Linked DNA regions of Homo sapiens: all the other regions are linked to region 2. Evidence: chromatin contacts called from ENCODE Hi-C or POLR2A ChIA-PET data. All regions are on one chromosome and are shown on one strand. The core of a region is the stretch at or near the end of the contact, and the rest is flanking DNA. Distances in the headings are between cores, read along the strand shown.

Region 1 (2,700 bases), core at 135-2,634, 470 kb before region 2:
AGTAATGATGTCCACGTACAGCTCTGTCCACATTACCTTACAAACAAGGCTTCTCCCTAAGCATTTCCGCTGGTGTGGCTGATGGCTGACTTGTTGCTAAAATCACATCCTCACTCCTTGCACCTCTAAAGCTTTTCCCCGAGTGTATCTTCTGGTGTATGATGAGCTGTGACTTTCTCCTAAAGCTTTGCCCACACTCCACGCATGCATAAGGCTTCTCCCCCGAGTGTATCCTCTGATGTAAGCTGAGAGTGGACTTGTGGCTAAAGTTTCGCCCACACTCGATGCATGCGTAAGGTTTCTCTCCTGTGTGTGTCCTCCAGTGTCTGTTGAGGAGTATCTTCCGGCCAAATCCCCGCCCACATTCCCCACACACATAAGGCTTCTCCCCTGAATGTGTCTGCTCGTGTGCGAGGAGAGTTGATTTATCACAAAAGCCTCGCCCACACTGGCTGCACACATAAGGTTTTTCCTTGGAGTGTGTACTCCGGTGGTAGTGGAGGGTTGACTGAGCTATAAAGCCTCGCCCACACTCTCCGCAGACATAAGGCTTTTCTCCTGTGTGTGTCCTCTGGTGTCTGATGAGCTGTGATTTCGTGATAAAGCCTTGCCCACACTCCGTGCATGCATAAGGCTTCTCCCCAGAGTGTATCCTCTGATGTACACTAAGAGCGGACTTGAGGCTAAAGTTTCGCCCACACTCAAAGCACGTGTAAGGCTTCTCTCCCGTGTGTGTCCTCCAGTGTCCATTGAGGACTATCCTCCGGCTAAATCCCCGCCCACATTCCCCACACACATAAGGCTTCTCCCCTGAGTGTGTTCTCCGATGTGATTTGAGCGACGACTTCTGGCTAAATCCATGCCCACACTCCTCACACACGTGAGGTTTCACCTCTGAATGTGTCCACTGGTGTAGGAGGAGAGTTGATTTAGCACGAAAGCCTCGCCCACACTCTCTGCAAACAAAAGGCTTCTCATCTGAATGTATCCTCTGGTGTGTGTTGAGACATGATCTCCTTACAAAGCCTCGGCCTCAATCTCTGCACACATAAGGCTTATCCCCCGTGTGAATTCTCTGGTGCTTAATGAGCTCTGACTTTTCACGAAAGCCTCGCCCACACACTGTGCACATAAACGATTTCTCCCTTGTGTGTGTCCTCTGATGTCTGATGAGGTATGGCTTGCAGCTAAAGCCTCGCCCACAATGGCTGCACACATAAGGTTTCTCCCCGGAGTGTGTACTCAGGTGGTTGCGGAGGACTGACTCAACTATAAAGCCTCGCCCACACTCTCCGCAGACATAAGGCTTTTCTCCTGTGTGTGTCCTCTGGTGTATGATGAGCTGTGACTTCCTGCTAAAGCCTCGCCCACACTCCCTGCACACCTGTGACTGCCTTTTGTCTGAAGATTTTTCTGCTGTGACTGCCTTCTGTCTGAACAGGTTTGACTTCTGGTTAAAAGCTAGTGCACACTCCCCAAACGTGACTGCTCCAAACCCTGGGGTTTCTGCCCTCTTGGAAATTCTGTCTACTTCCTCAGAGCTTGCATTCTGGGCTGGACTGAGCTGTATCTCTAATATTCTGTTGCCTCCCCAAGAGCTTATTGGTGGTCTCTGGAACAGGCTAGAGAAACCCACTAAAGCCCCCCTTTCATTTGTACTCCAAAACAAGGGTCTGACGCCTCCTTCCACTCGTTGATCTTCTGCTTCAGCCCCCCTGTGATTTTTATCAGAAGGATGTTGTGACTGTGGCTGATCCTCTGGGCAGGGATTTCCTGGGTGGAGTTGATTTCCTGCATGGAAACCTGGAATAGGATGATTGTGTAGCTCATCTTGGCTGAGGAACTGCTGACTGCCAAAGGCCAGAGGGCAAGAAGGGCAGGTATGGACTTCTGGCTTTGATTCTGCTGAAGAAAGAAAGTTTCCAGTCAGAAGAGTCATAGGAAGGGCTGACTGGGCTCTTGTTTTATGATAAGACCTGGCCCATTAATCATTCTCAATGATTAAAGTCTTTCTCCCCAAGATGTGCTGTGCAGGACCTATATTTTCATTCAACCTCTTCAAACTTTTGATTTGGAAATCATTTCAAATATACAGAAAAGTTGCAAGAATATGAATAATACAAAGGGCTGGGCACAGTGGCTCACGCCTGTAATCCCAGCACTTTGGGAGGCGGAGGCGGGCAGATCACGAGGTCAAGAGATTGAGACCATACTGCCCAACATGGTGAAACCCTGTCTCTACTAAAAATACAAAAATTAGCTGGGTGGAGTGACGGGCGCCTGTAGTCCCAGCTACTCGGGAGGCTGAGACAGGAGAATCACTTGAACCCGGGAGGCAGAGGTTGCAGTGAGCCAAGATCATGCCACTGTACTCCAGCCTGGCGACAGAGTGAGACTCCGTCTCAAAAAAAAAAAAAAATTCTTCTATTTATTAGTTAGGCAAGGGTCTTCAGTTAGGCTGATAAAGGGTCTGGCCTCCTGGATTACAAAAAGTTCATGGTTGTTTGTTATCTTCAGCTGGTTAGAAACAGTTGCAATTTAATTTTGATATTTCTTAGGAAAGTGCAGCTAAATGGTAACATTACTGTATTTGCCGACTTGTGGAAAACAGGGAAGAGCAGGTCTTGGATTGGAGGACCAAGAGCCAGCCTTCTTTAAGTCAGTTGTGCCTGTCTTCTCCACTGATGAATCCTCACTTCT
Region 2 (2,702 bases), core at 151-2,650:
TGTTGCCCAGGCTGGGGTGAAATGGCGCGATCTTGGCTCACTGCAACCTCGGCCTCCTGGGTTCAAGCAATTCTCTTGCCTCAGCCTCCCAAGTAGCTAGGGTTACAGGCGCACGCCACCATGCCCGGCTAATTTTTGTATTTTTAGTAGAAACGAGGTCTAGCCATGTTGGCCAGGCTGGTCTCAAACTTCTGACCTCAGGTGATCCACCCGCCTCGGCCTCCCAAAGTGCTGGGATTACAGGCGTGAGACACCGCTCCCGGCCCTAATAAAACTTTGTATCACAGCTACATAAATTAAAACACTTGAAGAGCAACTATCTTTTAGGGATAAAGAGCCAACACCGGTAGAAAACGCAGCAAAGGATGTAGTTTCTGCACATCGCCTTAAATCTCTAAGATTTAAGTGTAAATTACAAGATGTAGTTAAAACCCACAATGACAGTGGGGTTACCACCTTGCAAGAAACTTCAAGGGAAATCACCAGACAACGTCTCATTTCACTCTGGCCCATAAGCTGCAACTAAAACCAGGTTGAAAGCCTGTAAGTGGCCTTCTGCAGTCTACCTGCTAGTGTATGGCAAACCCTCATGGAGTGGGGTTGTAAAGTGAAACAGCCTCTGCCTTGAAAAATCATAATTCAAGTGACCAATGTTGCTACACAACGACTAGATATGCCATATCCCTGGCTTAGGGTTTCTGAGGACCCCTGGGACTCCAGTTCACTGCAAACAAAGGACCCAACATGCATTTGGTCTTCCCCTGCTAAATGGGACAAGTTACCACCAGCAAACAAAGAATACCTCACCCCTTGGCCTCCCCCAGTGACAAGGTCGGTGCAAAAGGGGGCAAACTAGGGGGGCCAGAAGGCACCGGGCCTCCCTCTGGACGAACGGTCCGGGCAGCACCGGGAAGGAGGAGAAGTAGACAAAGGTCTCGGGGCACTCAGGAGGCTTCCTCCAGGCCCTGCCTGGGGAAACGGCGCATCCCGAGGCGAAGGCGTCGTTGCGCCAATGAAGCGGCCTCTCCCACGGCCTCCGCGGAGCCCCTGGCTGCGAGGCCCGCCCCGGCGGACCGGTCTGGCCCCCGCCCCCGCCCGGGCTCCATGGCAACGGCAGGCCGAGGCCTGGCTGCCCACGGATCGGCCGGGCCGGCTTCCCGGGCAGGCCTAGGATGCCCGGCCTGCTCCTCGGGCCCGCCGGCGTCTCCGCCCCACTCTCCGCCAGGCTGGCGGTCGGACCGGGCCCCCTCCTCACGACGACCACCCCCGGCCGCGGCAGGCTCCTCAAGAGGGCACGAAAGGGGAGAATAAAAAGCCCAATTCACCTGTTGTTACAGATGTGAAACAAGCCTCTGTGCACCGCGCATGAGCCGCGGCTCCCCCAACCACGGCCGGACTACAACTCCCAGCAGCGGCGGCGCGGCCCCTTCCGAGTCCCGTGGCGGAAGTCCCGCCACCGGCCCGGCGTTCCCCACCCGGCGTCACGGAGCCCGCCTGCGGCGCACGGCTCCGCTCCCCCGCGGGCCTGGAGCCCGGCCCCACCTGGGACTCGTCGTAGCCGCTCGGGGCACCCAGCGCCCGGGATGCCCCAGCACCCGGCCCAATGGGGCGCGGCGGCGGTGCAGGCGGGACTTCCGGCGGAGTCGCGAAGGGGACGGGTTGGCGCCGGCTGCTCTGGGGTCGCAGAGCGAGCGGGTTTGGGTGGCGGGGTCGGGCGTCAAGTTGCTGCCTTTCTCGGCGACTTAGCTGCCTGCAGTGTGAAAGCGGGAAGGGTCTTCTCGCCCTCTGCGAGCCACCCGCGCCTCCTGATGCGAATAAACAGCCCGGGTCATGGCTGAGCGGGGAACGGTTTCCAGCTCGGGCTCCGGGATTCCACCCGCCTTCCCCGCCACAGCTCGTAGCCACGCCTCTTCTCTTCCCCATCTCCCCTCTAATCTGTTTTTTTAGGGAGGTGAGCATTTTTGTCTTGTCTCCCCAGTTTGCAGGGAAGATGAAATCAACGTGTTGGTTCGTTGATTTCGTAAACTGTACAACGTTAGGCAAAGGACAAGGTGGCACTTGCTGGTCGCGGGGAGAGTGCCAGTCATAGTTGCTGGAAATCTGGAGGTCCGCCCGGCCACATCACCTCTTAGGAATGAGAAAGGGGATTGTCCCAATTACACGCTGTAGTCCTCTAGATAAGGTTCAAGTATAGGTTCAGTGGAATTCAGCTTCAAAAGGAAACAACGCAGTGGCGTAGCTCTGAAGCTGGGTCAGGATTTTACAGAGTATGGTTTTAAGATGTGGCCTTTAGGCCGGGCGTGGTGGCTCACGCCTGTAATCCCAGCACTTTGGGAGGCCAAGGCGGGTGGATCACCTGCGGTCAGGAGTTCAAAACCAGCCTGGCCAACATGGTGAAACCCCGTCTCAACTAAAAATGCAAAAAAATTAGCTGGGCGTGGTGGCGGGCGCATATAATCCTAGCTACTTCGGGAGGCTGAGGCAGGAGAATCACTTGAACCCGGGAGGCGGATGTTGCAGTAAGCCGAGATCGTGTCATTGAACTCCAGCCTGGGCGACAAGAATGAAACTTAAAAAAAAAAAAAAAAAAAGATGTGACCTTTGAGGCTGTATGAAGAATTAGTGCCATATCCCGTCACTTTTGTGTGCAAACAGTTCAACATGTATCTCTTTTCTTTCTCTCTACATTGGCTAGAAGACCG
Region 3 (2,819 bases), core at 152-2,651, 440 kb before region 2:
TAGGGAGACCCTGTTTCTAAAAAAACCAAACAGAAAAAAATTTGCCCAGCCCTGTTCTAGACTGTTCCTGTTGTTACATCCAAAGTCATTTGGGGCCGGGTGTGGTAGCTCCCACCTGTAATCCCAACACTTTGGGAGGCCGAGGCAGGTGGATCATCTGGGGTCAGGAGTTCAAGACCGGCCTGGCCAACATGATGAAACCCCGCCTCTACTAAAAATACAAAAAAATAGCCGGGCGTGGTGGCGTGTCCCTGTAATTCCAGCCGCTTGGTAGGCTGAGGCAGGAGAATCGCTGGAACCTGGGAGAAAGAGGTTGCAGTGAGCAGAGATCGCCCACTGCACTCCAGCCTGGGCTACAGAGCAAGACTCTGTCTCCAAAAAAAAAGTCTTTTGGGCCGGGTGGGGTGGCTAACACCTGTAATCCCAACATTGTGGGAGGCCAAGGTGGGTGGATTGCTTGAGGCCAGGAGTTCGAGACCAGCCTGGCAAATATGGCGAAATCCCCTCTCTACTAAAAATACAACAGCCGGGGTGGTGAGGCGCCGCCTGTAATCCCAGCTACTCCGGAAGCTGAGGCACGAGAATCACTTGAGCCTGGGAAAGCGGAGGCTGCAGTGAGCCTAGATCCCGCCACTGCACTCCGGACCGACTCAAAAAATATAAAAATATAATATACTCCGGGCGCGGTGGCTCACGCCTGTAATCCCAGCACTTTGGGAGGCCGAGGTGGGCGGATCACGAGGTCTGGAGTTCAAAACCAGCCTGGCCAACATGGTGAAATCCCCGTCTCTACTAAAAATACAAAAATTAGCCAGGCGTGGTGGAGGGCGCCTGTAATCCCAGCTGCTCGGCAGGCTGAGGCAGAGAACTGCTTGAACCCGGGAGACGGAGATTGCAGTGAACGGAGATCGCGCCACTGCACTCCAGCCTGGGCGACAGAGCGAGACTCCGTCTCAAAATAAATATGATATAATATAATAATACAAAATGCTGTTCTTCAGTTGCACTCCACACATCTCAAATGCTCAGCAGCCATTTATGGCCAATGACTGCCGGAGTGCACAAGTGCAGGATGCCCGGTGAAGAGTCGTGGAGTGAGCACCGTGGAGACTGTACGGGACACCTAGGGAGGAACCTGGCCCCCCAGGGGAGTAAGAGCCGCTGTAGGGGTAGTCAGCGCCTCACACAGCTCGCACCCCACGCGCATCCCTGGTGGATACGGCCGACGCCTGCGCGGCGCCTGCGGCTGGAGCACCGAATGGGGGAGGCGATCTCGCGGCCCCGACTCACCTTCCGCAGTCCAGCCCAGTAGCTGCTCCCGCGGGGCCCACATCTGCGCGCGCACGCACGCACGAAGCAAACGAGGTAGCAGCACCGTGTGTGAAACGGATTAGAATGCGCACCGCGGGCCACTGGCGGCGCCAGAAGAAAGAAGCAGGACTGGGTGAAGTGCGTCACCGCGCGGCGCGCAGCCTGCCGGGAAGCGTAGTTCTCGGGGCGAAATGCGGCTTGTGCAGGGCGAGAGAAAATGCTGAGGCGCACTTTGACCTTCTAGGTCCCCCTCGGCCGCAATATTTGGGGTTGTGCTTACCACAGGTACCCATAAGCAAAATATAGTGTTGTTTTCCATGGTTGTAAACATTATATAAATACACTTACAATGCCTGCTACTAGCTCTTTTGCGCAGTTCTATAATGACACGTGTTGACCTGTTCATTGTGTGTTCACTGCTGTGTGGTATCTAATGTAGAAATACACCAGGACTCCAATTGGACAGACTCATGCGCATCCATGGAGAGCTTCTCAAGGACAGTGGTTCGCAAACTTGTTGTTGTTAAAATCCTTTTACACTCTTAAAAATTACTGAGGACCCCAAAGAGCTTTTGAAACCGCCTTTGCAAAATTATACCTAAGGAAATTATGATGTTATAGGAGTTATTAAGAAATTATTTTAAGCAGATAGAGAAGGAAAGGGGTCCTTGGGAAGTTTTTGTTTCTTTTAAAGCAGCTCCAGAAAGGTTTCTTGTCTAGCAGGAAAGCCTGGGCTCCTAGAGCAGGATGGCAAGCTTTGATATGGAAATACAGGCCATTAGAAACTGGACGCACCCAAACATGGCGATTCCCGCCGTCCTTTTCTTTGCCCTGACATGTGCCTGGCAACATGGCCACCCCCCACATATTCCCACGTGTGTAGAACTTCATGGAGCCCTACATTTGCATATTAAAAAGCTAGGGTGGGAGGGCCAGGTTTTTGGCTGCCACATAAATGACACATCTGATCAAACTAATCCCCTGAGCCCTATGGAAACCAGACACCGCCTCCTCCAGCATCCTCAGATAAGCAGCCACTTTTCCGCACACGGCGCTTTCTCTTTGTTGGAATCCCCGCTCCCTCTGTCTCTGTATGGGGGAGCTGTTTTCGTCTTCCTTCCTTCTTTCTTGCCTATTAAACTTTTCGCTCCTTAAAACCACTCCACGTGTGTCTGTGTTATTAAGCCTATCAGAGACCAAGGACCCTGGTGTTCCTCCAGTCATCAGAGCCTTATCAATGACAGTAAAAGATATCAGATCTAACCCACCTCATCTTCCTTTCAACCTCTAAACTGTCTTTGTCCACTTCTGGGCATAGGCCAAAGTAGCCTTGGGAAGGAATTCAGTTTATAGCTTAAATAATAGCCCTTCCCAAGGGCTAAACTGTTCTTGTAAAATGAATGAAAGGCCACCAGCCACCAAATTAGGATGAGAAGGGCTGGAATTCTAAATATTACCAGCCATTATTCCAGAGGCCCTAAGACGCACAACTTCCCCAATTACTCTTT

The links. Hi-C counts contacts between places; a loop is a spot of excess contacts on that map. ChIA-PET counts read pairs that join two places held with the same protein, here RNA polymerase II (POLR2A). Pooled maps may share reads with other maps.
Region 1: a loop to region 2 is called in a pooled map, with 9 times the contacts of the local background. The contact joins the enhancer-like site here to the promoter of DHX30 in region 2. A Hi-C loop is called at or near these places in 3 of 50 pooled maps. POLR2A ChIA-PET finds 5 or more read pairs at or near these places in 2 of 52 experiments (K562 and endothelial cell of umbilical vein).
Region 3: a loop to region 2 is called in a pooled map, with 9 times the contacts of the local background. The contact joins the promoter of ZNF589 here to the promoter of DHX30 in region 2. A Hi-C loop is called at or near these places in 1 of 37 single-sample maps with no recorded cell type and 7 of 50 pooled maps. POLR2A ChIA-PET finds 5 or more read pairs at or near these places in 2 of 52 experiments (K562 and activated T-cell).

Annotation. Positions count from the first base shown.
Region 1 is chr3:48,267,120-48,269,819 of GRCh38, reverse strand. ZNF589 (zinc finger protein 589) reads right to left here. Exons shown (of 4, transcript NM_016089.3): 4 at 1-1,905. The coding sequence ends at 1,034. Among named protein-coding and RNA genes, the nearest start is that of ZNF589, 27 kb to the right of the region's middle. Within about 2 kb of position 1,384, at least 11 of the 41 ENCODE cell types and tissues checked have a DNase peak (open chromatin) inside an H3K27ac peak, as active enhancers do.
Region 2 is chr3:47,801,836-47,804,537 of GRCh38, reverse strand. DHX30 (DExH-box helicase 30) reads right to left here and starts at 1,400. Exons shown (of 22, transcript NM_138615.3): 1 at 1,326-1,400. RefSeq lists an enhancer at 730-1,255 and a silencer at 980-1,829.
Region 3 is chr3:48,239,686-48,242,504 of GRCh38, reverse strand. ZNF589 (zinc finger protein 589) reads right to left here and starts at 1,401. Exons shown (of 4, transcript NM_016089.3): 1 at 1,291-1,401. The coding sequence starts at 1,333. RefSeq lists enhancers at 1,232-1,526, 717-1,634, 1,952-2,246.